Linked DNA regions of Homo sapiens: region 1 is linked to region 2. A link is a contact called in ENCODE POLR2A ChIA-PET data. All regions are on one chromosome and are shown on one strand. Each heading gives the region's core, a stretch centred on a gene start or an enhancer-like site at or near the end of the contact. The rest is flanking DNA. Distances are from core to core; before and after follow the strand shown. Region 1 holds the start of TK1 (thymidine kinase 1). Region 2 has its middle 90 kb from the start of SNHG20.

Region 1 (2,700 bases), core at 11-2,510, 1.2 Mb after region 2:
AGCGCTGGGATTAAAGGCGTGGGCCACCACACCTGGCATACAGCTTTTCTAAATTAATTTCAGAAAGTCTTTGTGTGCAGCGTCAAAAGCACTTGCTTCTGGGTCCAAGAAGTCCAACTCTGAGCCACATCTTCCTGAGCAAGGGGTTTGAGCTGAAGTGATCCCCAGGGCCATAAAAGAATGTTGGGGCAGGGCATGGTGGCTAACATCTGTAATCCCAGCACTTTGGGATGCTGAAGTAGGAGGATTGCTTGAGACCAGGAGTTCAAGACCAGCTTGGGCAACATAGCAAGACCCCAGCTCTATAAAAATAAAATAAAATTAGCTGGGTGGAGGCGGGGGGGTGCACGCCTGTAGTCCCAGCTACTTGGGAGGCTGAGGTGAGAGAATTGCTTGAGCCCAGGAGTTTGAGACCAGCCTGGGCAACATAGCAAGATCCTACCTCTAGAAGAACAAAAACAAAACAAAAAGAATGGTGCGTGGGTAGTTTACTCAAGAAACTCACTAGCCCCACCCGGGTCAGGGAATGGTTCTATCACCTCAGGAGAGCAGAGGCTCCACGGCTTCAGACTCCTTGGTTTAGAAAGCGACTACGTTTCCTTGGCCTTAGAAGGAAACAGCCACATTGAATAGGGGTGTACAAAAAGGCCTGGCCTACAGGGGACACAACTGGTTGCCACCTTCTCAGAGGACTTGGTGGGGAAGACAGCTAAGCTGTAAGCAGCTGTCACCAGCTCCAGGAGGGAGTGGCGTCCACACAGGACGAGGGGCTTGGCCTGGGCAGAAGAGGGCAGAGACTTCCTCCTGGACTGAATTCAAGGGAGGAGCACCCCAGGCGGGAGCTGTAGGAGGCTGTGCTGGTCCTTCTAGGGGAAGGGAAGGGGAGGGAAGGGAAGGGGAGGGGAGGGGAGGGGAGGGAAGGGGAGGGGAGGGACGGGACAAGGGGTCCCCGGAGAAGAGGAAGGAGCTCCACCCCAGCCCCGCGAAGCCATTACCTTTTTCCTGAGAACATCGGCCCGAGAATCACCTAGGAGAGAAGGTGAGGTCATTTGAGGGCCCGCCCTGCGCGGATGCCTGGACACAGGCTATCACCACGACCACCTCATCCCCAGCCACGCGCAGGGCTGGCCCCCGCACCTGGATCTGCCCCCGGGTCTTGCTGGGGGAGCCAGGCAGCACAGTGGGCAGGTTAATGCAGCTCATTGCGCCTCCGGGAAGTTCACGAACCCGAGTACTCTCCAAGGCCGTCCCGCAGTAAGCCCCTGGTTCCCGCGCCGACCGCTTTAAACCACGGCGTGCTGGCCAATCACGAGCCGGCCCCGCCGCCATGGGGCCAATCAGCGCCCGGCCGCTGACCTGGCGGGAGATTTGGCCGCAGCCCGCCCCCTCGTGGGAGGAATCCGGGACGTGCGCCCAGGGACTGGGAGGGCCTGGAAATCAGGGCGATGGACGTGGCTGATCGGGGTGGGGCCTGGTCTGAGCCCCGCCTCGGTCCGCCCACCAAGTTTAAAGGGGCGGAGCGAGGCGGGGCTCTGGCCATATAAACAGAGGGACGCACGCCCATGCGGCTGTAGACGCCATGATGGATGTGTCTGGTGTGGGTTTCCCAAGCAAGGTTCCTTGGAAGAAGATGTCTGCAGAGGTAGGTGGATTGCAGGGAGGGACTAAGGGGCTGGGGCGGAGTTAGCTCATTTATTAGATTGGAATTCCAAGAAGGAAGCTTAGAAGCCGTCTAGAGCACTCCTGTGGGCATGCAGAGCGCCTAGTGCGTGCCAGGTCCCCAGTGCTTGAGCACCATGGTGTATTTTACCTTCTCCTAAGGATTTTTGTTAACCTGGTTTTCAGGATAAAGAAAATTGAAGTCCTGACTATGCTAATAATATCCGTAGACCCTGCCAGGCGTGGCGGCTCACACCTGTAATCCTAGCACTTTTGGCGGATCACGAGGTCAGGAGTTCGAGACCAGCCTGGCCAACATGGTGAAACCCCGTTTCTACTAAAAATACAAAAATTAGCCGGGCGTGGTGATGTACCTCTGTAATCCCAGCTACTGGGGAGGCTGAGACAGGAGAATCGCTTGAACCCAGGAGGTGGAGGTTGCAGTGAGCCGAGATCATGCCATTTGTACTCCAGCCTGGAAGGCTGGGCGATAGACCAAGACTTAGTCTCAAAAAAAAAAAAAAAAAAAAAAAAAAAAATCCATAGACCCGCAGGAGGTTAGGGGACAAAGTTCTGGACCTTGATCTGAGGTTACACAATGTTTTTGGGTCTGTGCTTATGTGGCACAGGCTGAAGGATTCAGAACAGCTGGTATTTACATTGGGGTTGTGAAGGTTAGAAACATACAGGCCGGGTGCGGTGGCTCAAAAAAAAAAAGAAAGAAAGAAAAGAAACCCATTGTATAATCATGATCATAAATAATAGCAACAAAGATGGTGGTAGTGATCACAGAGTGTGCCAGGTGTGGCTGTAAGGATCCTACAGGTAATAACCTTTCCAGGTACAGATTGGACAGATCCAAGGACCTCTGACAAAGAGCTCCTTCACTGGGAGGAAGAAGCAACCCACACTGACTGGCTTGCTTTATTTTACTCGCATGCTTTATCTCTTTTAACCTTGTGATTTGGATACATGCCTTCTTTTTTTGAGACACAGTCTCGCTCAGTCACCCAGGCTGGAGTGCAGTGGCATGATCTCGGC
Region 2 (2,700 bases), core at 85-2,584:
TCCAGCAGAAGCCCCCCCGAGCATCCTTCTGGGCACTGCCCCATCCCCTTCCAGACGGCCCCACTGGTAGGGTCCTTGGGTAGCCCCTTGTGATTCTCTCTCTGGTCTGCAAGGAACACTCCCATCTCCTTGCCCTGACACACAAACCTGGGCCTGTAGGGCTCCCGCTCCACCACCCGAATGGCCACAGCCATTTCCTCACCATGGAGATGTTTCTGGGGGAGGCAGACCCCTGGCCCCCTCACTCACGCATTTCCAGGCTGGGCCAGGTGTCCATGCTTTGCATTTCTCTGCTGCAGGAGACACATTTCAAGGCTCTCTGCAGGGGGTCCCATGAGTTCTCCTGATGCAGAGACAGAGCGGGGACCCGCCTAGGGGCCTGCCCGCACCCACCCCCCAACCACAGCATGGAAATAAAGGAAAAGTCTTGAGTTCCTTCAGGAGAAATTCCAGGCACTAGCTAGCCTTGGAGAATAAATGAGCAGCCGGATAAGCAGGAAGATAGCAACAAACAAGATGAGAGCAACAGGAGCCTCCCAAGCAAGCCAGAGGAACAAGGTGTTTTGGTTCCTACAGAAACTAAAGATAACATCTTCACATATGTTCTCGAGTTGTTTTTCAGAAACCCCCACTGCCAGCCTCTATCCTATAGACCTCAGATGTGGGGAACCGAGGGCGGCACTCTGACTGCCGTTCTTTGTTCAGAATTTCATCCTGAGAGGCCTGGAGAATCATGCCCATGGCCACACTGAGGTACAGCCTCCATGTATGGGTTTACAACTTTACCTGCAATGCACCCCTCGCTTTCCTGAAATGCATCCCTGCCTTTAAAAACCCTTGCCTGTGCTCACGCCTGTAATCCTGGCACTTTGGGAGGCTAAGGTGGGCAGATCACTTGAGGTCAGGGGTTCAAGACCCACCTGGCCAACATGGTGAAACCCCGTCTCTACTAAAAAATACAAAATTAGCCAGGCGTGGTGGCAGGTGCCTGTAACCCCAGCTACTCGGGAGGCTGAGGCAGGAGAATCGCTCGAACCCAGGAGGCGGAGGTTGCAGTGAGCCGAGATCATTCCACTGCACTCCAGCCTGGGCGACAAGAGCAAAACTCGGTCTCAAAACAAACAAACAAACAAACAAAACCCCTGCTTGTGAGCCGTCGGGAGTTTGGGTCTTCAGCCTTAGCTGCCTGTTCCCCTCGCTTGGCGCCCCGCTGTAAGTGCCCTTTTTGAGACAGCTGGGGAAAGCAGAACAGGGACGGGGGAAGGGTCCCTGTTTTCCTTACACACCATGCTGACTGCAGCCATACTCAGCCATGCAGCCCTGTAACCACAAACGCTTCCTTTCACAAAAATAGGCCAAGTAAATCTAAAACACACAGAGTGCTTAAACCACAAATGTCGTGGCTGTTAACAGTAGGGACTCTCCACAATCCCCAAATGCACATCCCCAGCAAGGTCCTAGCCCGCCCTAACTGTACCTTTGCTTCATTTTAATGGTAAACATCATACCCCGGATGGAAAGTTGAGATGCTAATGAGACATGCGTCGCGTGAAGAAGCGTGACAGAGACTGTGCAGTCATGATGGACAGACCACCCTAAACATGCAATGATGTCATCTGGAGGAGGCCGGAAGGAAAATAAATCAACAGTCCGACCAGCTTTGGGGAGCCAGCTGCAGGTCTCTTCCTGTACTGTCCCCCTTGCTGCTCCAGCTGAAAGCCCTGATAAACTGCCTTGCTCAAGCCCATCTTAGACTCTCGGTCAACTTCTATTTTCTGAGGGTCCACTGGCTGGGAACGCTGTGCTCTTGGAAACTCTCCCTTCTAGGGTTCTGGGAGAGGGTGAGGGGGCTCAAGAGACCGGGGCGGTTCTCCTTCATCCTGCTGTAAATCCTGCACCTGACAGGGCAGGGTCCCTGGTATCTATAGCATCATCTCTCCAGCCAAAACTCAGCCCTGCTCTAACAGCCTGAGACAGTGCCCTTTCTAAATACAGTGCTGTGATATGATGGCAACTCACATGTATCAAGCATTCACTGCAACAAACACTTTGAGGGATTAGCTCGCAGAACCCTCACAGCCCTAGGAGCTAGACACTGCGTGCAGGAGAGGTAACTGACCCAAAGAATGCCTGGCCTCTGACCTGGTTACCGCGGAGGAGGGTGATCTCTAGGCCACACCATGTCCCTCCTGACAGGAGTGTCTTTGTTGCCCAAGGGCTTTGGCCCCTGGAGGGTCCAGCAATGCGGTTTATGATGGGGGCCTCAGGACATCCCGTATCAGTGCCGACCTCCAGAGGGACTGAAGAGGATAGGTGAGTCACATGGTTAGCGTGTGATGGAGCCCCAGGAAAAGCTCTGGACCCCAAAGCCTCAGGTGAGCTTCCCTGGCAGGAAGCACTCTTGAATGTTGTCAGGCATTAGGGCCAGGAGGTGGGAAGACCGCCCAGGGTTCCCTGGGGAGAAGATGGCCAGAGGCTCCGCGTTTAGATCCCATCAGACTTTGGCCTGTGCATCTTGTCCCATGGCTGGTCCTAATTTGTAACTTATTTATTTATTTATTTATTTATTTATATATTCTGAGACAGAGTCTTGCTCTATCACCTGGGCTGGAGTGCAGTAGTTTGATCTCGGCTCATTGCAACCTCCACCTCCTGGGTTCAAGCAATTCTCCTGCCTCAGCCTCCTCAATAGCTGGGATT

Evidence for each region. ChIA-PET counts read pairs that join two places held with the same protein, here RNA polymerase II (POLR2A).
Region 1: POLR2A ChIA-PET joins it to region 2 with 12 read pairs in activated CD4-positive, alpha-beta T cell. The contact joins the promoter of TK1 here to the enhancer-like site in region 2. POLR2A ChIA-PET finds 5 or more read pairs at or near these places in 2 of 52 experiments (PC-9 and activated CD4-positive, alpha-beta T cell).

What each region holds. Positions count from the first base shown.
Region 1 is chr17:78,185,792-78,188,491 of GRCh38, forward strand. TK1 (thymidine kinase 1) reads right to left here and starts at 1,261. Exons shown (of 7, transcript NM_003258.5): 1 at 1,138-1,261; 2 at 996-1,027. The coding sequence starts at 1,203. It overlaps AFMID (arylformamidase), which reads left to right and starts at 1,571. Exons shown (of 11, transcript NM_001010982.5): 1 at 1,571-1,642. The coding sequence starts at 1,580. RefSeq lists a silencer at 1,414-1,553.
Region 2 is chr17:76,996,862-76,999,561 of GRCh38, forward strand. No RefSeq gene overlaps it. Among named protein-coding and RNA genes, the nearest start is that of SNHG20, 90 kb to the right of the region's middle. RefSeq lists enhancers at 1,050-1,590, 1,546-1,625. Within about 2 kb of position 1,335, at least 5 of the 41 ENCODE cell types and tissues checked have a DNase peak (open chromatin) inside an H3K27ac peak, as active enhancers do.